Regions from separate parts of the Homo sapiens genome. Here all the other regions are linked to region 2. A link is a loop called in an ENCODE intact Hi-C map of the cell type or tissue named here. Cell type or tissue: endothelial cell of umbilical vein. All regions are shown on one strand. Each heading gives the region's core, and the rest is flanking DNA. Links, peaks and the distances in the headings are about the cores only.

Region 1 (8,464 bases), core at 298-8,297, 86 kb after region 2:
TGTGAGTGGCACACCAAGTTCGTGGAGGGAGAAAGGACTCTGAGGCCAAAAGCGTGAAGATATTAGAAAGCTTTAAATGTCATGCTCAAAGAGTTTGAACTGTGGGAAAATGATCTACTCTGTTATACATAGGAGAAGAGCAGGTTACACCTAATAGCACCATCTATTTAACTTTGGAATAGATATACTCAGATACATATCATCAGCCCTGAGCCTGGTTCTATTGCTATCCAGAGAATGGGTATAAACATGTCACTCTGGATGCGGTGGCTCACACCTGTAATCCTAGCACTTTGACAGGCCAAGGCAGGCAGATCACTTGAGGTCAGGAGTTCAAGACCAGCCTGGCCAACATGGTGAAACCCCATCTCTACTAAAGACAAAAAAAAAAAAAAAAAAAAAGATCCGGGCGTGGTAGCAGGCGCCTATAATCTCAGCTACTCTGGAGGCTGCCACAGGAGAATCACTTGAACCTGGGAGGCGGAGGTTGCAGTGAACCAAGATCAACTGCATTCCAGCCTGGATGACAGAGCAAGACTGACTCAAAAAATAATAATAATAAAAAAAATCTGACAGTTGTGGACTCTTGACTGGCGCATAACTCAGACTGGCCTGTACTAATCATGTTCCAGGGTTGATATCTTAAGGAAATTTGTAATTCAAATCAATAATGCTACTAGCTGACCCTTCTAACAAAAGTCAGAAATCTTTTCTGGATAAAACTTATATTAAAGGGATACATTGGATATATAATTTGTTGCTATAGGCAATAGTGTTATGAACAACATGCTAGAGTTGCTGTTTTAAGCATCTATTTAATGTGATAATGGTGATAATACATGTAATGTGTTTAGCACAGCACCTGGCACAGAGTTTGTGCTAAATAAATGGTAACTATTACTACTACCACCATTATTACTACCATCATCAAACACTCTAGAATACATCCTTTAATGATACATAAACAATTTGAATTATATGCTAAGTATTTATAAAACTAGGCTATCTGTCCCCTGTTACCCAGCAGTTTCCAGTCTTTTCCTATTTGAACTTTCATTTATTTATTTTTAATATATTTTATTTTTTAGAGCACTCTTCAGTTCACAGCGAAATTGAACAGAAATTATAAAGAGTTCCCACATACCCCCCTCCGGCTCTCACACAAGTGCAGCCTCTCCCACTACCAACATCCCTCACCAGAATGGTGCATTTTTTACAACCAATGAACCTGCATTGGCACATCATTACCACCCAAAGTTCATAGTTTACATTTAGGTTCACTCCTGGTGTTGGACATGCTAAGGGTTTTGTATGACATGCATCCATCATTATAGTATGGTACAGAATAGTTTCACTGTCCTAAAATTCCCCTATGCTCTGCCTGTTTGTCCTGATCTTTTATTTTTTTTCTTTTTTCTTTTTTTGAGAAGGAATCTCAGTCTGTCACCCAGGCTAAAGTGCAGTGGCCAGTGGCCCAATTTTGGCTCAATGCAACCTCCACCTCCTGGGTTAAAGCATTTCTCCTGCCTCAGCCTCCCGAGTAGCTGGGATTACAGGCGTGCGCCACCACGCCCGGCTAATTTTTATATTTTTAGTAGAGACAGGGTTTCTCCATGTTGGCCAGACTGGTCTCGAACTCCTGGCTTCAAGTGATCCACCCGCCTTGGCCTCCCAAAGTGCTGGGATTACAGGCATGAGCCACCGGGCCTGGCCCTGATCTTTTTGTTTTTAACAGAAATAGGCTCACATTTTTTCTCATTATAAAGCATATATACTCAATATATATAATTTAATACATTCTGAGTCTTTCCATGTTAAAATTCATCTGCAACACCATTTTAAGTGCTGAATATTATACTGTAAGGACGTACCATAATAATAAGCAGCACTTTTATTATGTGCCACACGTTTTATCTCACTCAATTCTCACAGCAACCCCATGAGGTAGGCATTATTATCACCTTCATTTTGCCTCAGAAAAACTGAGGGCTACAGTGATTAAGCAACTTGTCCAAGGGGTTATGCAGTCATTGCTAGAACTGGAATTCAAATACACGTAACGAAGGCTCTTTCGATTGACCTATTCCCTATTGTTAGACATTCAGGCTGTTGCCATATTTTTTGCTAGCTCTTATAAATAATGTTGTAATAATATCTTTTAAGCTAATGTTTGTGCACATCCTTAATTAATTCTTTAGGATCAATTCATAGAGCTGGAGTTTCTGGGTTGCAAGGTTGTTGATACATATCACCAAGCTGCCCTCCAGAAAACTTATACAAATTTACTTCCCAGTAGTGTATTAGAATACCTATTTCCTCATACCCTCTCAACATTAGATACTGTGACTTTTTTTTCTTTTTTACTTTGAACCCCAAATATTGCTAATTTAAAAAATATTTACGTGCCCATTCTTAAGGCATACTATAAAAATAATCAAACTTTCAAAGCAAGCAGAAAACATTGTGATTTATACAGTGTTGGAGATTCTTCCTCAGTGTTTCCCTTTAATAACACTAATTGAGAAGTTGTGCAGTGGCATGAACAGAATCTGAAAAATTTAGGTTTTCCTGAAAAACTCTCATATACACATGGATATATATGTGTACATGTATACATTTTGCATGTATATGCATATATATGTATACGTGTATGTATATATGTATATATGTACATAGAATACACGTATACAAATATACATATATATACACATATATACAGATACACACACACACCTTTGAAGAGGCAGAATTTTAATACGTTTAATTCATGCTACTAAGGTTCACATCTGCATCAATCAAATGCCCAGAAAATTCACAATATATAACATGAAACACTATGGTTTATAAAGTTTATAATCTAATGAAAAAGATATATAACCTGAACTTAAATGTATACATATACTTTCTATAGAAATTATGACACTTTGGCTGTATTATAATGACATGTCATAAATAAGACAATTACTTTCTATTTTTTAATTTTTTATTTATTTAACTTTTATTTTAGGTTTGGGGGTACATGTGAAGGTTTGTTACATAGGTAAACATGTGTCACCAGGATTTGTTATACATATTTTTTCTTTTTTTTTTTGAGACGGAGTCTCGCTCTGTCACCCAGGCTGGAGTGCAGTGGTGCAATCTCAGCTCAGTGCAACCTCCATCTCCCAGGTTCAAGCAATTCTCCTGTCTCAGCCTCCTGAGTAGTTGGGACTACAGGCACGTACCATCATGCCCAGCTAATTTTTTTGTATTTTTAGTAGAGATGGGGTTTCACCATGTTGACCAGGCTGATCTCAAACTCCTGACCTCAGGTGATCTGCCCACCTTGGCCTTCCAAAGTGCTGGGATTACAGGTGTGAGCCACCGCGCCTGGCCTGTTGTACATACTATTTCATCACCCAGGTAGTAAGCCCAGTACCTAATAGTTATCTTTTCTGCTTCCCTCCTCACATCCTCCCCGCTCAAGTAGACCCTAGTGTCTGTTGTTTCCTTGTGTTCATAAGTTCTTATCATTTAGCTCCGACTTATAAGTGAGAAAACATGGTATGGCAAATTTCCTTCATAAAATAATGATGAAAGACTTCCCTAGAAGAGATTATTTTTAATTTATACCTAAGGGATGGGAAGGAACCAATTTAGGTTCAGGCAAAGGCTTAGGATTTCCCACTGAAAAACTTCATCCAGGAAATCATGAGAAGATAGACTGAAATTGATGACACCAGCAGGGAGATAGTGTGAAATGTCTGAGGTAGGTAGGATTTGAACTTGAGCTACAGAATCATAAGCTACAAGAATTTTTTAATTGGACAAAATGTGGATCAAATCTTGTATTGGCTGATTCTTTTAGTAATAATGTGAGAAATTAATTGCAGAAAACAAGGCTTCTGGAAGAGAATTCTCCCCAAATTAAGTACTACAAGTGGCGTTTGCAAAGGAATTACCTTAGATAATTTTTCCACATGAAACAAAGTATTAAAATAGAAATAATGACTTCACTGAGATGTAATAAACATCACTGGTATCTTTTGTGTAAATTTCCCACTGTGCCTTTTTCTCACACTCCAGGAAGAAAGAAAAGTCCTTGGAAGGAACCAAGAGTATCAGCACCAAGGAATGATGTCATGGTGTGAAGGTGGCTGGGAGTAGAAGTAGCGGGAGGTTAGGGAGGGTGCTGGGTGAAGCTAATTACTAAGAATTATCTCCAGTGAAAGGATTAAGATAGGAGGAAAAACCAAGCTTAGTTCCATTTAAGAGAGATCACAGAAAATTCATATTGTAAAGACATTAAGATTTTTAAAAATTATTTTTCATTTTCCTAGGTTTGCTGTTTTTAAGCCATTTCCTACTATAGTAACTAGAGATAAAATGCTCAGAAAATCCTAAACAAAGGGTTGTACACTGTGTTTATAAATGTCTCTGCCTAGTTTCAGAAATGATTTAAGATGGTTTATAATGCTACTTAACATGAACTGAACATGGGCTAGATGTGCAGGGCATAAAGCAGGATCAGGAATGTATTACATGCTTGCAACTTTGTGGGCCATACACTAGATTTGGGGTTTGTGGTTGCCAATAGGAAAAGCAAAACCTAATGAGACAGATGTCAGTAGGCCTAAAATTAGAACAGATGAATTGCTCAAGAAAAGCACAACCTTTTCTCTTAGGAAGATGAGACATTTCCCCTGCTTCCTTTGGAAGAGGAGGGGGTGGGGATGGAGAAGTGACGCAGTGACATCCGGCTTGAGCAGAAGTGCCAGAATTCCTGGTGGGAGAGAAAGGAACAGGCATGGCAACTTCAGAGTTCTTAGGAGATAAAGCAAAGGGGCGATTTGGGAGAAGGCATAGTCTCAAGGTCAGAAGAGGTCTTTGGGCTTCTGTTCAACAGAAGTGGGTGAAGTAATTTCCTGAGAGAAGTGAAGAAAATATTTGCACTTAATTAAACAAAATAATTGTGAGGGAACAGTTTTTTTTTTTTTTTTTTTTTTTACAATGCTTGGAAAATACGCATCTTTATTTTTGTGTTCATTCAACACAAAAACCCATGGCTCTTCAATGCCCTCTGTCACAGTGATTTGTTTCTAAAACACGGTTTTACCTATATACGTATGTATACACACACACACCCATATATATATATATATACACACACACACACATATAATATAAAATATATATATATACATATATATGTGTATATATATATTTTTTTCATATGGAGTCTGTCTCTGTCGCCCAGGCTGGAGTGCAGTGGCGGGATCTCAGCTCACTGCAAGCTTCACTCCCCGGGTTCAAGAGATTCTCCTGCCTCAGCCTCCCAAGTAACTGGGATTACAGGCGCGTGCCACCAGACCTGGCTAATTTTTCGTATTTTTAGTAGAGACGGGGTTTCACTATGTTGACCAGGCTAATCTCAAACTCCTGAACTCAAGTAATCCGCCTGCCTCGGCCTCTGAAAGTGCTGGGATTACAGGCGTGAGCTACTGTGCCCAGCCTGTTTTACCCATATTTAAATACATGAAAAGCAGCACCAATTTTTAAAATTGTGGTAAAATACACTAACGTGAAACTTACCATCTTAACCATTTTGAAGTATACAGTTCAGCAGTGTTAGGTACATTCCCACTGTTGTGCAGCCAATCTCCAAAACTCTTTTCATCGTGCAAAACTGAAACCCTTTAAAATTGTACCCTTGCAAAACTGTACCCTTTAAACAACAACTCCCCATTCCCTCCTCCTCCCAGCCCCTAGCAACCACCATTCTACCTTCTGTGTCTATGAATTTGGCTACTTTAGATGCCTGTGGCACCAATTTTAAGGATAGACCAGTATAGGACATAACCATTAAACTTATAGTTTATGATATCATTCAATAATATTTGTATTTTTTCAAGAATAATGTTTCTATTTTGTAATATAATATCTACTAGAAATGAAAACACCTGTATTGCTCATGCTTTGTGAAAAACATCCAACTAGTATAGAAATGCATAAAGTAAAAATAAAATTCTGCCTATAATGTCATGCTCCAGAGATATCTACTAAAGATAGGTTGATAGATATCCTTCTCGACATCTTTAAATATATATAAGAGCTTGCTATCCATTGATTTTGAACCCTGGGTCTAATTACTAGTTACATAATTAACTGTGGCTGCTGAAGATGGTAGGGTGGAAAGATAGAAGGAACCTGGGTCTCTGATGATGTCATTGGCCCACTGAACTAACCCGGCCTAGAACCTCCTTTTCTTGGGGCTTCTTATTATTTGAGATAATAATGCTCCTTATTGCTCCTTATTGTTTAAGTCTCTCTGTTTTTTGTTTGTTTGTTTGCTTTTGTTTTTGTTTTTGAGACAGAGTCTTACTCTGTCACCCAGGTTGGAGTGCAGTGGCGTGATCTCGGCTCACTGCAAACTTCACTTCCCGGGTTCAAGCGATTTTCCTGTCTCAGCCTCCTGAGTAGCTGGGATTACAGGCGCATGCCACCATGCCCGGCTAATTTTTGTATTTTTAGGAGAGACATGGTTTCACCATGTTGGCCAGGTTGGTCTTGAACTCCCGACCTCAGGTGATCCGCCCACCTTGGCCTCCCAAAGTGCTGGGATTACAGGCCTGAGTCACCTCGCCCAGGCTGTTTAAGTCTCTTCTAATTGGATTTTACTGCTTTTGCCAAAAGCATTCTAATTCATCATGTCATTCTCCTAGAAAATTCAGCAGTTCTATACTAAAGGTAAGTATATACTTACTTATGTCTTATAATAATAATGAAGTGATACTTAGACACAATAAAAGCATATGCATAGTATTGCTATAGCAAGCTAAACCAACAAGCCTTGAAATCCCCATCATCCAATAAGTTAAAATGACTTCAATTCTGCCAAACACAATCTGTTATATAAGATGGTTTATTTTAAATATACATTATATTAAACTGAACGTTATGCAAATTAGGAGCCTAGAATTCCTAAGGAATGTTATGCATTTTTAAAATGCCAAGAATCGCCGGGCACAGTGGCTTATGCCTGTAATCCCAGTACTTTGGGAGGCCGAGGCAGGCGGATCACGAGGTCAGGAGTTTGAGACCAGCCTGGCCAATATGGTGAAACCCCATCTCTACTAAAAATACGAACATTAGCCAGGTGTGGTGGCGCGTGCCTGTAGTCCCAGCTACTCAGGAGGCTGAGGCAGAAGAATCGCTTGAACCCAGGAGGCGAAGGTTGCAGTGAGCCGAGATCACGTCACTGCACTCCAGCCTGGGCAAGAGATCTGTCTCAAATAAAAAAAAAAAAAAAAAAAAAAAGAAAGAAAAAATATCCTTTAAGTATTTGGTACTAGAAAAAAAGATTTTAAAATTATAATTTTTAAAAAGCCAGGTGCACCGGTTGCTGACTATATGTACTATTACTGATTTAAAAAAACCCACATATTTATTGAGCATTTAGTATGTGCCAGTGCTGTGCTGAGTGCTTCATACTGACCAAGGTAATCCACAACAAACCTACAAAGCAGTTACTTTTACATTCCCATTTTACAGATGAGGGATTTGCCTCCCAAATAACTGAGCCTGGATGTACAGTGCCATTTATAGGTCCTTGGCTCTCAGTTATTCTTCAAAATCAAATCTGGCTTAATCTCACCCCACTCCTCCTTCTACTGAAAGTGCTTTCAAATATAAGAATTCATGAGTAATATCTGTTTTGGTAATTCAAAGGACACTTTTCAGTCTGTTTGACGGCTTGACAGCATATGACTTACTACTTTTCCTTGTTTTTTCATGGTACTACTCTCTTCTGAAGCCTCCTCCTGCCTCTCTACTTAGTCCATCACTCTTCTTCTGACTGATTTTTAAGTGTTGGTGATTTTTAAAGTTTTGTCCTGCAACTTCTTCTCTGCTCTTTCTATACTCTCTTTGTAGGTCATATCATTAATTCCCACAGTTTTAAATAACAATCTACCAATGATTCCCAAATGGTTATCTCTAGTCCAGCTCTCACTCCTGAGCTTCAAACTAGTACATCGAACATCACTAGTTTACAGGTCCAAGAGAACCTCCAATGTAACATGTACAAAGCTAAACTCATCCTCCTTTGTAAATCTACTCTTCTTGCAATGGTCCCTTCTTATTCTGTGTCACTACCATCCCATCAGCTGCCCAAGCTAGAGACCTAGGAGTCAGGTTTGCCTCCACTGTTTCCCACCGTCCATTGATTCCATCTTTGAAATTTCTCCTGAATCTGGAACTTTTCTCTATTTCCACTACCATCACACTAGTCCAAGCTACCATCAGCTCTTTGCCAGGGTGATTGCAGTAGCCTATCTGATCTTCTTGCATATACGTTTGCCCTCTTCCAATCCACTTTCCACTCTGCAGCCAGGGCAATCTTTTAACAAATCTGATCATGTCAATCATTGGCTCAAAACTCTTCAATGGCTTCTCACTGACCCTAGGATAAAGTGCAAAATACTTA
Region 2 (8,464 bases), core at 81-8,080:
GCCTGTGATCCCAGAGCTTTGGGAGGCCGAGGCAGGCGGATCACCTGAGGTTGGGAGTTTGAGACCAGCCTGACCAACATGGAGAAACCCCGACTCTACTAAAAATACAAAATTAGGCAGGCGTGGGGCGCATGCCTGTAATCCCAGCTACTCAGGAGGTGGAGGCAGGCAAATCGCTCGAATCTGGGAGCAGAGGTTGCGGTGAGCCAAGATGGCACCATTGCACTCCAGCCTGGGCAATAAGAGCGAAACTCTGTCTCAAAAAGAAAAAGAAATAGGAATTGCACCGTGCAAAATTCTCATTAGGTATTTTAACCATATAGGTTGACCTATACCTCTTTTCATCGGGAAATTGAAGATGGCCTCAGCTAAATCCTGCCTCCAAAATTAGAAATAACAGTTTCAGTTGACTTTCTTGACCTTCAGGGCAGAAAACAAAGTCTGATTCTTTTACTCATTCCAGCTTCTTCCTGGATTAGGCAGACCACGTTATTAGTGATGAAGTTAGAATTTTTTTTAAGAAGGAAGGCTCTAGCAGTGTCTTACTTTAGCAGTACCTTGGTTAGATCACCAGAACCAATGTCTGGTTTTCAGCTTTTCCAGGTTCAAAATTTCATTGGCACATCAAGAAATTGTCAGTCTCACTGATTGATTCACACCAACCAAACTCAAAAGATTTCTATGAGCATGAATGGCAATTTGCTAACTCTCAGTGAGAACTGCCAAACAGACCAGAAGACTCACGTACAAGCCAAGGCAAGCTTTGCTATTGACTATATGGAAACACAAAGAACTTGCTCTTGACTTCCCCTTTTTCCAGGTTCTATGAGGACCACTTTTTTCAAGCCTAGCAGTTAGTATATTCCACAGAATTACAGGTTTCTTTTATATAAAAACCATTTCAGTTACACCTTTGTATGGATATATCCTAGTCACCTGGTTGAATTGGGTCACATGTAAAACATCTCTAAAATCTGTTTCTTCTCCATTCCTGCAGCCTTAGCCTAGGCCCTCATCATTGCTTCATGCCACATTCATTCAACAGTTTTTTAATTTTTTATAGTAACTACTCAGGAGTCAGGTGTTGTGCTTGAATGGTCAATGGCAACCCCTGTCCAACTTCAAATCTGAATTGGTCAGTTCTGTGCTTAAAATCCTTAAGGCCAGGCAAAATCGTAGGTTACACTTGTAACCCCAGTGCTTTGGGAGGCCAAGGCAGGAAGGTTGCTTGAGGCCAGGAGTTCAAGACCAGCCTGGGCAACATAGCGAGACCTTATCCCTATATTTAAAAAAGAAAAAATCCTTAAGTGGTTTCCTATTGCCTGCAGCAGTGGTTCTCAAAGTTTAGTGTGGATCGGAATCACCTGGAAGACTTGTTAAAACAGATGGCTGGGCCCCAGTCCCGGAATTTCTGATTCAGTAGGTCTAGGGTGAGAACCAAGAATTTGTGTTTCTAACAAGCCAGAACCACTGGCATAGGGAATCAAGTCTAAACCCCCAAACGTTCACAAAATCTTGCACAATCTGCCTCTAACTTACCTTTCTAGCCGAAACTTGCCCCTCTCCCCATATTTGCTGTTTTTAACCATATGCAATGCCAAAGCTCATTTTAAGCATCCCTTTCATGCTTCTACACACATTCTTCCTGGAATTCACCCGGCCCTCCACTTCTACTGCAGACTAGCCTTAAGGCAGATGATCACTTTCTTTATGCTCCCAGAGCACTTTATATCTATCAGCAGTTTAACACTGCTCACATCATATCTTAATTACTGCTGTATATCTGTTTTTCCTGCTAGTCTGAGTTTTTGGAAGGCTGACAAAATATTTTCATCTTGTCTCCATATTCCCTAGCACAGTGCCTTGTATATAATAAGTGCTCAGGAAATGTTTGTTGAGTGAATCTGTGATTTTTTTTTTTTTGAGACAGAGTCTCGCTCTGTTGCCCAGGCTGGAGTGCAGTGGTGTGATCTTGGCTCACTGCAACCTCCGCCTTCTGGGCTCAAGTGATTCTCTTGCCTCAGCCTCCCAAGTAGCTGGGATTACAGGCGCCCGCCACCATGCCCAGCTCATTTTTGTATTTTTAGTAGAGATGAGGATTCGCCATGTTGGCCAGGTTGGTCTTGAACTCCTAACCTCAGGTGATCCTGCCCACCTCGGCCTCCCAAAATGCTGGGATTATAGGCGTGAGTCACTGCGCCCGGCCATGAATTTGTGATTCTAAAACTTCTGAGTGTTTCATGTAGCAACATATATATATAATCATATAATATGGATTTTGCTTTGAGAATTGCGCATCTTGAAATGACATACTGAGATGTTGTAAAACATGGAAACAACACATTAATTATAACCGGGTTGTAAATAACACATTTGAAAATATGAATTGTTTTCAAAGAGACATTAGGTTATTCTTTTTTTTAAAAATCTTAAAATGTATACTACTCAACTTTTAAATCTTGAATATAGAAGAGCCAATCACTACATATTATTTATAGCAGTCAATCTCATTAGTTAAAATAGCAAAGCATACCAAAAATCTAGAAAATATATAAAAACAAAAGTGTCAAATATTAAGCAATGAACATTAAAGTAGAAAGTAAACATTAGAACATCACTTGTTATGACTTTAGGAAAATGCCAGCAATTAAAAACCCCAATTAACAATACTGGGAATTCAGAGGAGGCCAACTGAGTTTATGAAGTGGGAGGGAAGGAGGTTTTAATGCTAGTGAGACTAAAGGAAAATAACATATCGCTCTTAACAATTTAGTATTTAGTTGGTCATTGGCAAGGATTGCACAGAGTATGGAAGAAGGAGATAGCCCCTGTGCCCAGATAAAAGGGAGCTGACCTGAAGGTGGAGCTGGGAACCTTAATCAGAGTAAACAGCAAGAGCCAGGGAGAGATAGTTAAGTAGCTGGTACACTGTGACCAAGCAGATGGGTCACCAGTTTCTGGGTGAGGGCTGTACTTTGAATCATCCTTAACTGTTTTCAAACTTCGATCCACTTACTTCACTTGCTTCTTGCAGCCTCCTCTTTCTTTCTTTTTTCTTTTTTGAGGAGTCTCGCCTGTCGCCCAGGCTGGAGTGCAGTGGCGGATCTCGGCTCACTGCAAGCTCCGCCTCCCGGGTTCACGCCATTCTCCTGCCTCAGCCTCCCGAGTAGCTGGGACTACAGGCACCCGCCACTACTCCCGGCTAATTTTTTTTTTGTATTTTTAGTAGAGACGGGATTTCACTGTGTTATCCAGGATGGTCTCGATCTCCTGATCTCGTGATCCGCCCGCCTCGGCCTTCCAAAGTGCTGGGATTACAGGCGTGAGCCACCGCGCCCGGCCTGCAGCCTCCTCTTTCTAAAAACAGGTTGCAGGGTGCAAATGAGAAAATGCTATGAAAGTGGTTTCAGTGCTCCTTAACGGTCTCTAAGTTTTGTATCTATGGTGGTAAAATGGATTCCTGTTTATCTCAAAGTCTTATCTTTTCATTCCTCTGGTCAATGCAAAGTGAGGAAAATGGAAAAAACCATCATACTTTGGGGTACTGGTCTCCTTGGATTGATGGTAGTGGCAGGCATGTGTGAATATCTCAGAGTGTTTATGCGTCTTTTTGTGTCAGAGTAGTTTGCAAACTGGTCACAAGGTGGTGTGCACACATAAGGTTTTCTTTATAATTTCATTCAGGATTGTTTTTCTGTGCCTTTGGTACAGGGGAGGAAGACAAGACAGTTTCCTGTATCACCAGATCTCAGCTGCGCTCTCTGCCTGTGAGGTCAGAAGTGTGTTGGAGCCTCAGATTTCTAAATGCTTGCTGGCACAGTTAGGCACTGAAGAGCCAGGGAAAATCAGAGGGAAACAGAAGGAGGGGAGGGGAGAAGAGGGGAAGAGAGGTAACTGGGAGTGCTGATTCTCTCTGCTCTCCTCTTACCCCAACCCATGGTGAGCAGCCACTTAAGATTTACTGCTCCTCTAATTAGGATCCCTTGCTTGTCTTGTATAGACAAAGTGTGTTCAGCTATGACGGGTGAGTGGTGGGGGGAATGTTCCCCAGTGGAGGAGACAGTTATTAGTAGACATCTGTAGGATAACTGATAAGCTTTTAGCTATCTGCTAAGTGCCCAGCACTGACCTTGGGCCTGTGAGGGGTGCAAAAAACAAAAGCATCCCACCAAACAACAATATGGCATTATACCTAAAATCTAACTGAGAAGTCAAAATTAATGCACACAAAACAAATGTCAAAATATTCCATTCTGGCTGGGTGCAGTGGCTCATGCCTGTAATCTCAGCACTTTGGGAGGCCAAGGTGGGAGTATTGCTTCAGTTCAGGAGTTCAAGACCAGCCTGGACAACATAGGGAGACCCTGTCTCTACATAAATTTTTTAAAAACATTAGCCAGGAGTGGTGGCACTTACCTGTGGTCCCAGCTACTTGGGAGGCTGAGGTGGAAGAATCACTTGAGCCCAGGAGTTTGAGGCTGCAGTGAGCTGAGATCGTGCCAATGCACTCCAGCCTGGGTGCAACCTCCGTCTTCCTGGTTCAAGCAATTCTCCTGCCTCAGCCTCCTGAGTAGCTAGGATTACATGTGTGCACTACCACGCCCAGCTAATTTTTTTGTGTTTTTAGTAGAGACGGGGTTTCGCCATGTTGGCCAGGCTGGTCTCGAACTCCTGGCCTCAAGTGATCCGCCCGCATCGGCCTCTCAAAGTGCTGAGATTACAGGCGTGAGCCACTGTGCCCAGCCAGGGAAGGGGAATTTGAATTAGGTTTTGAAAAATGAGTAAAATTTTGCTGTCCAGAGAGGAAGAATGCAGCAAACCTTCATTATTAATGCCCTGATGAATAGTTCCTGACAACTATAGCTGTTTCATCATCAGGAAAATAGTGTGTGCCACTCAGTAAGTGAAATTGTCTCTTGATTTTTCTTTATAAAACTGAAAAGGAAACACAAATGAAGATAATGCAGACTTAGTTGTGACTTGAATTTTGGATCATCCTTTGAGAACTCTGATCTTGATAAGCAGGGACAATTGCTACAGATTAGGGCATGTGTGGTAGTCAGCATCAGGGAAGCAGGACTTTATTTTTTTTATTTTTTTGAGATGGAGTTTCGCTCTGTTGCCCAGGCTGGGGTGCAGTAGTGCGATCTCGGCTCAATACAACCTCCACCTCCCGGATTCAAGCAGTTGTCCTGCCTCAGCCTCCTGAGTAGCTGGGATTACAGGCATACACCACCATGCCCAGCTAATTTTTGTATTTTAGTACAGACAGGGTTTCACCATGATGGCCAGGCTGGTCTCAAACTCTTGACCTCAGGTGATCTGCCCGCCTCAGCTTTCCAAAGTGCTAGGATTACAGGCGTGAGCCACCGTGCCAGGCCGAGGCAGGACTTACTTGAGACATAGAAGGGATGACTGTATAAGGAAGTGGAAGCCTGGAGACCAGAGTTCTGCCACCAATACCCTGTGCAACCTTGGATAAGTCTCTTAACCATCCTGGGCCTGCTTCCCACATCTGTCAAATTAGAAAAGTGGGAACCAACTAACTCTGACTTGGTGTGCACTTGACTTTTGGAAAGCAACCTCATAAACCGATTTGCAGTAAGTTTTTACCAGTTTAGTATATAATCTTTCCCCAGGATTTTTGCACTTTATCATTTTGTAATATGGACTGCAGCAAAGAGAAAGTGTTAGTCTCCAGAAAACTATCAATTCAAGGCAGGTGTTACACCTTATTATGTTCATTGGCACAGTTGCTAATATTGCTCTGTTGACCTGGTGCTAATTCTTCCCTAATTTCCACTGGTTGGAGTTTAGGATGCAACTTATATCTTAGCCAAGATAAGCTGGGCGCGGTGGCTCATGCCTGTAATCCCACCACTTTGGGAGGCCAAGGTGGGCGGATCACGAGGTCAGGAGTTCAAGACCAGCCTGGCCAGCATGGTGAAACCCCGTCTCTACAAAAATTAAAAAAAAAAAAAATTAGCCAGGCGTGGTGGCGTGCACCTCTATTCCCAGCTACTCGGGAGGCTGAGGCACGAGAATCGCTTGAACCCGGGAGGCAGAGGTTGTGGTGAGCCAAGATCATGACATTGCACTCCAGCCTGGGTAATGAGCGAAACTCCGTCTCAAAAAAAAAAAAAAAAAAAAAAAGTGATAAATGGGAACAGAGATAGGAAAAGAAATAATAGTAAACTGCTCAAAAATTATTAAACACTTCTTTTATAGTAACAAGGAGATAGCCTATTCGTGATTCATGGGAAAATGTGTACATGTTCAACTCACAAAGAGAAAGCTTTGAAATTAAAAGAAAAAGAATTTCTACTATGCCATTATTCAAAGATAGTAAAAGTAAAATTTCTACTTTGACCTCTGTTGACTAACTTCTTCTTAAAGTTAGAACCAAGAGTTTAGCATTTGTCTGTGTGGTTAATTTTGACTTCCCAGTCAGATTTATGAACCATTTCATACTCTTTTAAAACAAATAGTTTCACATTAGAGTTATACATGTTCTTAAGTTTGCAAGTTATCTTAAATCTTTTTCTCATTATGTTTCTGTTGCATGTAAATTATTTTAAATAATCGAAATTATTCTGTTTAGCCCACAGTTTAAGGTTTTCAATATGTTTTTAGAGGATTATAAACTAGAAAATACAGTTAACAGAGATTTTTCACATTGTTTCTAAATTCCCTCTTGTGTTTTCAAAAACAGGCACCTTTTTCAAAGTAGGCCCTAGTAGAGTTGTTACTTAATTTTTTTTTTAAATATTCGTTTTTTTTAAATAAGTATTCAAAGACTTCAGAATTCAAAAGATACAAAAGGATATCCAGAGAAAAATTCCTTCCACCCCCATTTCTCTCTCCAGGGACAAACGCGGATATCCTTCCAAAGAATTTCACCCATATCCAAGATAATAGGTTTACATATTCTTATCTCCCCTTTTTTTTTTTTTTTTTCTTTTTGAGACAGAGTCTCTCTCGCCCAGGCTGGAGTGCAGTGGTGCAACCTTGGCTCACTGCAAGCTCTGCCTCCCGGGTTCACGCCATTCTCCTTCCTCAGCCTCCTGAGTAGCTGGGACTACAGGCGCCCGCCACCACGCCTGGCGTGGTGTATTTTTTTTTTTGTATTTTTAGTAGAGACAGGGTTTCACTGTGTTAGCCAGGATGGTCTCGATCTTCTGCCCTCATGATCTGCCCGCATCGACCTCCCAAAGTGCTGGGATTACAGGCGTGAGCCACCGCGCCCGGCCTTATCTCCCTTTTTATACAAATGGCAGCATGCATTACACACTGCACCGCTCCTTGCGTTTCTCACTTAACACTACCACTTGAAGATCAGTCCATCTCCAACTACACAGTCTCCTCTTGATATCTGGTATCCCAATGAATGGATAGACTGTACTTTATTTAATGAATCCTCTTTTAATGGACAGTTGGGCTGTTTCCAATCTTCTTTTTTTTTTTTTCAGATGGAGTCTCACTCTGTCTCCCAGGTTGGAGTGCAGTGGCATGATCTCGGCTCACTGCAACCTCCGCCTCCCGGGTTCAAGTGATTCTCCTGCCTCAGCCTCCCTAGTAGCTGGGATTACAGGTGTGTACCACCACGCCCGGCTAATTTTAGTATGTTTAGTAGAGACGGGGTTTCACCGTGTTGGTCAGGCTGGTCTGAAACTCCTGACCTCAGGTGATCCGCCCACCTTGGCCTCCCAAAGCGCTAAGATTACAGGTGTGAGCCACCTCCCCTGGCTTGTTTCCAGTCTTTTGCTATTAACAACAAAAAACTAGCTCTTACTGGGTGCCAAGTTCTGTTCCATGTTGTTTCACATAAATCATTTTATTTAACCCTCAGCACTGCAGAGAAACCTTTCACCTACATGACTTCACACAAAAAGGGGAATATATATGCCAGATAAATCCCTAGACGTACGATCTCTGGAACTGAGGCTATGTGCATTTAATTTTGGCACATGTAGTTGTTATGCCAATTCACCTCCCCACAAGCAATGTAAGCACATGCTTGATCGTTCCCATCATATGCTATCAAAATTTGAGTTTTACTAATGGGACAGGTAAAAAATTGTGTCATAGTATGGCTTTAGTTTGGGTTTCCTTTGCTGTGAGTGAGGTTAAACATCCTTTTGTAAGTTCAAGGACAATTTCTATGTCCCTTTTCTATGAAGTAAAGTTTTTTTGCCATGCAGAGTTTAAAAAGTTATACAGATGAATTTATCATTTTTTGTTTGTTTCTGTCTTCAGAAACAGTTTTTCATTTGTTTGTTTGTTTTTTTCCCAAGACAGATTCGTGCTCTGTTGCCCAGGCTGGAGTGCAGTGGCACAGTCTCGGCTCACTGCAACCTCCACCTCCTAGGTTCAAGCAATTCTCTGTTTCAGCCTCCCGAGTAGCTGGGATTACAGGCGCACGCCACTATGCCTGGCTAATGTCTGTATTTTTAGTAGAGACGGG
Region 3 (8,464 bases), core at 288-8,287, 100 kb after region 2:
AGGGTCTTTATATAGAAGAAACATCAAGCAAAGTTCGAAAATTACTTGAAAGAGGTGCAACAATGTTTAGCAAGCTAAATATTTTCTACAACAGCACAAAACATCCCCTCAGATCATTTGGGCAAGTTCCCTGACCTCAGGCATGTCACACATCATTCCTATGTTACTTCTTTCTGAGGGACTGGAGTCTCTGAACTCTGTCCACTTTGTGGTTTCTATATCTTTAATTCCTACTAAAGAAATATGCTAGTGACTTTCACCTTTCTGAAAAGAATGCTTTACTGGCCAGGTATAGTTTAGAAAGAGGAAGTACTCAAGTATTAGAGGGCCAAGGAAGGAAAAAAAAAGGGAGAAAAGTGAGCAGTATACATATGCAAATGAGAACTGAGGTGAAAATGAATTCAACTAAGGCTCAGTGTAATCCTACTCTAAATTTTTCTTGCTTCAGAATAACTTCTCTGACTATGCCCTACATTTTCTACAACAGCACAAAATATGCCCTCAGATCATCTGGGCAAGTCCCCTAATCTCAGGGATGTCACACATCATTCCTATGTTACTTCTTTCTGACAGACTAGAGTCCCTGGACTCCGTCCACTTTGTGGTTTCTGTATCTTTAAACTCCTACTACAGAAATATGCTAGTGACCCTTATCTTTCTGTACAAATTTTACTTCATGCATCAGGATCTTAAGCTATGGAATGTAACACTGTAGCTATGCTCTAATATAAGCAAAAAACAAACAAACAAAACAAAAAAATCCTTTGCAGAACAAAGCAAGGTATGAAGGGATAACTGAGATCTCTCTGTTTCCAGGGCTTTAAGGATTAGGGAAGGGTCCACTCCTTCTCTGGTGTATTTAATACATTAAAGAGGATCCACAGGTTCCTTCCAGTACACATCTTCCATCGTCTATTTGCAACCTATTTCTTCTTTTTATATTGTCTTCAATAAATCCAACATTCTCCCTACTGCTCTCTTCTACTAGTAGAGTGGGTCCCATAATTCCTTTTTCCCACAACAGAATTAGAGCAAAATCCTGAGTGAATAAAATGTTCTTGTTCTCAGCACAACATGCAGAGTCCCCCTTCTATGTTTTTCTACCTGCCTATTTTAAAAAGGTAATGTATTTTTTTTTGGTCAATCTTAGTTTGCTTTTCATTTTGTGAACAATATATTCTCTCCTACCTCAAATGACCCAAAAGCTGCATTCATTTAGAGTTAATCAGCTTAGGTATTGGTTAGTAGTGGCCAGAACAGTAGTTTAGGAGTCAGGAAACAGAGCTTCCTAGTACTGGCTCTGCCACTAAACGTCATTTTGGAGATTTATGGGCCTCAGTTTCCTCATATGTTAAACAAGGAGGGTAAAGCTGGTCTCTGAATCCCTTCCTGATAGTCTATGGTACTGTGAATTACAACTATCAATTAGTATGATGCAACAAAAGGTGAAGAGCAAAGTTAGTAACATATGTAGTGAATGCATTTTTCAGACATTTTTACGGTATCTAGAAAACCTTATAATACTGAAATGTGAAATCCAACATCTCATTTTAAAAGTCTAGTTTAAGAAGTAAGATTTAGGCCAGGCGCAGTGGCTCACGCCTGTAATCCCAACACTTTGGGAGGCCAAGGTGGGCGGATCACAAGGTCAGGAGATCAAGACCATCCTGGCTAACACGGTGAAACCCCGTCTCTACTAAAAATACAAAAAATTAGGTGGGCGTGGTGGCGGGTGCCTGAAGTCCCAGCTACTCGGGAGTCTGAGGCAGGAGAATCGCTTGAACCCGGGAGGCAGAGGTTGCAGTGAGCCGAGATCATGCCACTGCACTCCAGCCTGGGCGACACAGTGAGACTCCGTCTTAAAAAAAAAAAAAAAAGGAAACAAGATTTAGTAATCCCAGATCTTCAGAAATACAGTTAACCATCATTTAGTGTAGTGTTTCTAAATCCTTTTTTCATTATTGACCCTCTAAAAAGCCTTTTTAGACATTTTTCCCCTAATTGCTCCCCCTTCGTGAAATTTTAATAACACATATATAGTATATATCTGTGTACATACTGTATGTATATCTGCGCTTTATACATAAAAAGAGTAAAAATTTTTCACACTCCCCCAAGAACTATTTTCTCTTCCCCTTGGGGGAAGTATCACCCAGTGAGAATGTGTAATTTAGGAGATCAAGCTTCTGTGGTACCAAAACTTTCTGCTCCAATAAAAAATAGGTGTAGGCCAGGAGCAGTGGCTCACGTCTGTAATACCAGCACTTTGGGAGGCTGAGGCAGGCGGATCCCCTGAGGCCAGGAGTTCGAGACCAGCCTGGCCAACATGGTGAAACCCTGTCTCTACTAAAAATACAAAAAATTAGGCCGGGCACGGTGGCTTACGCCTGTAATCCCAGCACTTTGGGAGGCCGAGGCGGGCGGATCACGAGGTCAGGAGATCAAGACCATCCTGACTAACACGGTGAAACCCTGTCTCTACTAAAAATACAAAAAATTAGCCGGGAGTGTTGGTGGGCGCCTGTAGTCCCAGCTACTTGGGAGGCTGAGTCAGGAGAATGGCGTGAACCCGGGAGGTGGAGCTTGCAGTGAGCCGAGATCACGCCACTGCACTCCAGCCTGGGCGACAGAGTGAGACTCCGTCTCAAAAATAAATAAACAAATAAATAAAAAATAAAAATACAAAAAATTACCAGGTGTGGTGGTGGGCGCCTGTAATCCTAGCTACTAGGGAGGCTGAGGCATGAGAATTGCTTGAAGCCAGGAGGCGGAGGTTACAGTAAGCTGAGATCGTGCCAATGCACTCCAGCCTGGGCGACAGAGCAAGACTCCGTCTCAAAAAAAGACAAAAAAAAAAATGTAAAAAAGTCCAAAGCTTATTTGCTTGACAACCATTTCCATTCAAGCGGCTGGAGGTGAAGGTCAGAGGTGACAAAGCAGCTGAAATGACAAATATTACAGTCATGGCAGAAGATCTGGAGGTGAGTGGGGGAGGATACTAAGTTTCTTCAAAGGAGTGGGTAAGAAATGGGTTGAAGTTAGAAAAAAGCCGTGCTCCACACCAACTGGCTGCTACTTTCGGGTCCGAGTGGACTATCAGGGGAGGATGTTCAGATTCAGATGTTTGTCAACCTCAGGGTGGGTGCGCGCTCCCCCTCAGGTCAGCCCGTCCCACTACCCCCACCCAAGGTTGAGGGTGGGATCTCCGGACACCAGGAACAAGGGAGTTACCTGCAGAACCTCAACAAATAAAGGGACGGGAATTCTATAGGAAATCACTTTCCCGAACACCTCCTCCCCACCGCTTGCCTCCTCCAGTATCTCAACCCGGCTCACCCAAGTCCATTGATCAAAGGGGCACTGTTGACTCTTCTCAGAATGTTGCCGTCTGCGGTAGTGGAACTCGGCAGCGACTTGAAACCTAGTTTCATTTTCTCCTGTGCCATGTCCGGGTCGAGGAATAAGTTCTCAAGGCTTTCCGGCTCCCGTCCACACAAGGACAAGTCTACTTAGTGGGCAGGTGATGTAAGGAGAGAGGCAAAGGGGAAAAAGAGAAGAGAGGAGAAAGCTCTTAGGCGAGTAGGGGTGCCCACCTTTGCAGCCCTAGCAGCCCTAACATCAGTGAACACAAAGTTAGGCAGAACTGGCTCCGAACCGCCTATCTCCCATGATCGGGGCCTCTAACGATGAGAAGATCCCCCACCTCCAAGTCTATAATGTAACTGGGGAATTTAATCTGTCACCGCCGCGAATCCTTCTCCATCTCTCTCAGCCCTGGCAACTCATGGTAAGCCTTTCCGGCCAAAACAAAAACTACAATCTGCCGCCTTTGACAATCAGTTGGGTCCCGCCCCTCAGAGCCTGCGATAAGCTATCAGCCGGACGACGCCTGTTGTGATGCAGGCAATGACGTCACTTCAGGCGCCTTAGTCAGCTTTGCCAGGGGCGCACGCGCAGTTAAGAAACCGCTTTATCCCCATGTCCTGCCCTCCTTCCTCTTTCCCCAATGCCCACTTACCGTGGTTGTGCCTCTACTCTTTTACTAACCCTGGCATGGTTTCCTTAAGCATTATTTAGAAATGAAAGCGTTGGGAGGAGTGAGGTCCTTCCTGCCCTATGCCTAATTCTCATTTTTCTTATCCCTTTATGACTGAGGCCAACAAGCTTCTAACCTCCTATGATGCATTTTTCCATCCTGTAACAGCAGACACACTACACCTTTGTAATTTTAGAAAAGCAAAAGTCTGAAAAAAAAAAAAAAAAAAAGATACTGCTACCTAAGTGCTTAGAGGCCACTTGGTCCCAAAGGGTCTTGCTAAGGTGCTAACCTAACTGAGCTCATTTGGCAAACGAATTACTGTTTTCAGTGTGGTTTCTTTCTTTCTTTTTTAAACCATAATCGTACAGTTTTTTGTTTTTTTTTTTTTGAGATGGAATTTCGCTCTTGTTGCTCAGGCTGGAGTGCAGTGGCCGCGATCTCGGCTCACTGCAACCTCCACCTCCCAGGTTCAAGCGATTCTCCTGCCTCAGCCTCCCGAGTAGCTGGGATTACAGGTGCTCGCCACCACGCCTGGTTAATTTTTGTATTTTAGTAGAGACGGGGTTTCACCATGTTGGCCAGGCTGGTCTCGAACTCCTGGACCTCAGGTGATCCGCCCGCCTCGTCCTCCCAAAGTGCTGGGATTACAGGCGTGAGCCACCGCGCCTGCCTCAGTGTGTATTTTTACATTATATATAATCTGGCTCCTCACAGCTATTCATATAAAAAATAAAGACCTCAGCTAATTTACAAAGATTTGAGTTAAAGCAGTGAGGCTTTTTTAAAAACAAATATCTCAGAATTTAGTATCAATGCAAATCAGTGTTTTCATTTCAGGTAGTATTAGAAGCTACATACATTCTAAGAATGCTGCCATGGCTCATATCGTTTTAAGAACTACTCTTTTAGAAATTTTCACCATCACTTAATGAGCCACACTGAGTACTGAAATCTTAACTCCATGCTAATAATTTTGTAAAACCACACATTTTAGTAACCATATAGAGAACTGGCAGACAAGGCAAATAAACCTAGTGAAATGGGAGTTATTAATTAAAATAGTCATAACACTGGTATAGCACTTTACGGATAACATTTTTTTTTTTTTGAGACGGAGTTTCGCTCTTGTTGCCCAGGCTGGAGTGCAATGGCGCAATCTTGGCTCACCACAACCTCCACCTCCCTGGTTCAAGCGATTCTCCTGACTCAGCCTCCAGAGTAGCTGGGATTACAGGCATGTGCCACCACTCCCAGCTAATTTTGTATTTTTAGTAGAGATGGGGTTTCTCCATGTTGGTCAGGCTGGTCTCGAACTCCCGACCTCAGGTGATCCACCCGCCTCGGCCTCCCAAAGTGCTGGGATTACAGGTATGAGCCTCCACGCCTGGCCTACAAAATGTTTTCACATACTTATCTGGATTGGTTCAATCATCAACCCTGCTCAGCTACCCAGTGGTGAACTTAAAATAATGGGACAGTCTTGAGATAGTTCGTGACAAGTTATGACATGTAAGGTAATAAATATGTATTCTTTGTTCATTCTGGGAATAGAATAAGACAAACTTGAGTATATTAGGCAGAATTAGATTACTTAAATCCCAGACATGAGGATGATGTGGAGTCTCCATTCCTTATATAAGACAGATTAGTAATAGCTACCGTTTGTTGGGCACTTACTATGTGCCAGGTACTGTCCTAATCACTTTAAATAGGTGATTGCATTTAAAGTTTACAATAATTCTTTGAGGTAGGCACCATCACAATGCCCATTTTTCACAGGAGGAAACCAAAGCCCAGAGGGGTTTACTCAAGTTGCAACTACTAAGTGGCAAAGCCAAGATTCCTCTGCCCTTCTGTTTAAGTAAAAAAAAAAATGAGATGCCTCAGAATATCTCCTTGAATTTCTGTACTCATAAGCACTTGATAAATACTTCTGAAATTATTTTATGAATAAATGCAGGTTTAAATAGCCTATCTTTCATAGTTATCTTGTAAAGTAGGTAAATCATTTCTATTTTACAGTTGGATAAAATTCCAAAGAGATTAATGGCACATAATTAGATAGCAGGAGAATTCAGGCTAGTATCAAGATGTCCTAAAAGCCACTGTTAAAATTCCCAGGGTACCTGAACGTTTATAAAAGATGGTGGTTAAAGCTGAGTAAATTCAGGATGAATGCAGAAGGCAGTGATTAAAGACAGAACAGAGTCAAAAAACAAATTGTCTGAATAACAGAAAAATATGAAGCAGGCCAGTGAACAAGGGAATCTTACCTCCATTGTGTTCATTTTAATTTTCAACTTTTGCTAGTATTCTTGGCAGGTAGTAAGGTTTCATACGTATATTTTGAATAAATAGACAAAATTTCATCCTGCCTAAGCATTACAAGTATCTAATTTTTAAATAAGTACAACAACACTAAGAAAATAGGTATAATAAAATGACAAGGGAAGAGTGACTAAGGGACTATGTTTCTAAGAAAAGGAGTAATATGAAATAACTAAATATATGAGATGGTAATAAGTTTACAGCTATTATCAAAGAGAAGGAGCTCTCTTTTACAAAAGAACAGCTACATGTCAGGAACCCCAAACCTGTAAAGATATAAATAGGACTCATAGTACATACACAAATTGGAATATCAAAAGGAACAAGTAATACAAAAACAGCAAGAATTCTATATGCTACAATGGCAAACACAACATTAAAGAAATTGTTTTTACTTCTCCCCATTTCTACGCACACATTATTATACCAACCTAGCTGTGTTTCTTGATCAGTCCTTCCAGTTCCAGGGAAATATGCCATGATCTTGGGACACTGCTTTTGTTAGATCTAGACTTGACAATTAGGCTACTCCTCTCTTTGCATATCCCAGTCTGCTGCGTCTGTCCCAGGCCCTCACCTATAAAAGGGAACCAACAAACATGTGATAATCAGCTCTTTATTTTACCAGTTGTCATGACAACCTTGAAGCTACGTTGTAACCTTTAGTTACCACAAGAGCAAGTCAAATACAAGTCAAACCCAAATCTACAAACCACAAACACCCCAAACCTTCCCAAAAGATTTACATGAAAGGTTAAAAAAAAAAAAAAAACTAGCAGGCAAGAATGATGTTAATAAAACCTAGAAATGATGGCCAAAGTAGCATTATTCTCCTCGCGTTCTCCTAAATTGTTAAGCTCCTGAGGTCAGTGCATGCATGTGGTCAACAAATGATTGTTTAGTAGCTATTGTGAACAAAAGAATGTATTATAATTTCTTTTGAGCAGGGAGTAGGAGGTGGGGCTGGCCTTAAGGGTTGCTGAGACCTTGAGATAAAAAGAGATACCTAAGTTGCTCAAAAACAGAGGTTGTTGTTTCTAATCTAGCTGGGAGAAAAATACAGGCAATTTAAAGGAAACTATCTAAAAGTACTTACAAATCCCTCATACTGCAGGCAGAAAGCATAAACAGTGAGGAATAAAATGATAATTGGCCTTGGCAAGTTTAGTATGGGATAATTGAAAAGAGGCAGGCAAAATTATTATTTCTGGCTGAATTTTGAAAGCAATTTCAGAACTATTACATTTCAATGCAATGGCCTTCTCTTCCCCAGGGCCATTCAAGTGGTGAGGATTAAAAGAGTTTGTGGAGTCCTGATAAGATAAGTAAGAAACAATGAGAAAGGGGCCCCAGGTGGGGAAGAACAATGAAAAATTGTTCTGAGAGACCTAGGGCACAAAGACCTCCTTCCACATGTGGCCCCAGCAGCATGACTTGTTTCCACATGCAGCCCCCTCCAGCTCCCTCCAGCCCCTGCCTCTTTGCAGACAGCTCCTCCTCTGCAGTGCTGCCCTTTGCCTCCTTGCAACATACTTCCATACCTTCTCTAGTAAATCTGCCTTTCTTTACCTACAACTGTCTTGGTCAATTCCTTTACCACCTGCGCCACTGGCCAGCTGCACCTGCAACATTTTGGTAGTTCGTATGGGCCTCTCCCCTACTTTCTCCCTTTCCTCCAATTCCAACCTCTCGTTGGACAGTGTCAAAACCCTGAGATAATTTTAAGTCCCTGGCCGGGGCTGCTCCCCAGGGAACCAGAAGGTCCTGGTGGAAAGACACCAGACTGCTGTCCCACGATTCTGTGAGACTTCAGAATTTGCTTTACTTTTCAGTCTTCCAGAGGACAAATTCTAGTATCCCTCTGGCAATTGATGGCAACTGGTCAGGGCCATTTCCTGGTGTGGCCTCAAGGCCAGCGGGTGTGAACAGGTTTGGCTGCCTTGCCTAGAAGGGAAGAAGGCCCTCTCCTATCTCTTCTGGCGAAAAGGTCTGCAATCCCTATGTAGTGCAATTGGCACATATGTTTTGGGGAGCTCAGAGCCCCTCTTTCTTACTCTAAATAGTCCTGCAAAAACAGCCAGACCTCCTGCTCTGGAC

Evidence for each region. A loop is a pair of places that touch in the nucleus more often than their neighbours do. Peaks named below come from ENCODE experiments on the same cell type or tissue, not always from the same donor. Only the 100,000 strongest peaks of a DNase experiment are listed, where the experiment ranks them.
Region 1: it touches region 2 in a loop (7-fold over the local background); 2 of 110 quality-filtered maps call a loop at or near these places.
Region 3: it touches region 2 in a loop (7-fold over the local background); 40 of 110 quality-filtered maps call a loop at or near these places.

What each region holds. Positions count from the first base shown.
Region 1 is chrX:134,817,767-134,826,230 of GRCh38, reverse strand. All of the region lies in intron 3 of PABIR3 (PABIR family member 3), which reads right to left. Among named protein-coding and RNA genes, the nearest start is that of PABIR3, 15 kb to the right of the region's middle. In endothelial cell of umbilical vein, for the core only: no CTCF peak of the experiment used is centred there; a DNase peak (open chromatin) is centred at 4,720; H3K27ac peaks cover 2,158 bases.
Region 2 is chrX:134,903,864-134,912,327 of GRCh38, reverse strand. The region is part of intron 1 of MOSPD1 (motile sperm domain containing 1); the gene reads left to right. Among named protein-coding and RNA genes, the nearest start is that of MOSPD1, 7.2 kb to the left of the region's middle. RefSeq lists an enhancer at 3,181-3,724 and a silencer at 3,615-3,909. In endothelial cell of umbilical vein, for the core only: a CTCF peak has its summit at 3,652; a DNase peak (open chromatin) is centred at 3,727.
Region 3 is chrX:134,802,581-134,811,044 of GRCh38, reverse strand. It overlaps PABIR3 (PABIR family member 3), which reads right to left and starts at 3,808. Exons shown (of 11, transcript NM_001388447.1): 1 at 3,704-3,808; 2 at 3,337-3,505. The coding sequence starts at 3,446. RefSeq lists a silencer at 345-414 and enhancers at 1,950-2,906, 3,292-3,451. In endothelial cell of umbilical vein, for the core only: no CTCF peak of the experiment used is centred there; a DNase peak (open chromatin) is centred at 3,894; H3K4me3 peaks cover 1,124 bases; H3K27ac peaks cover 1,463 bases.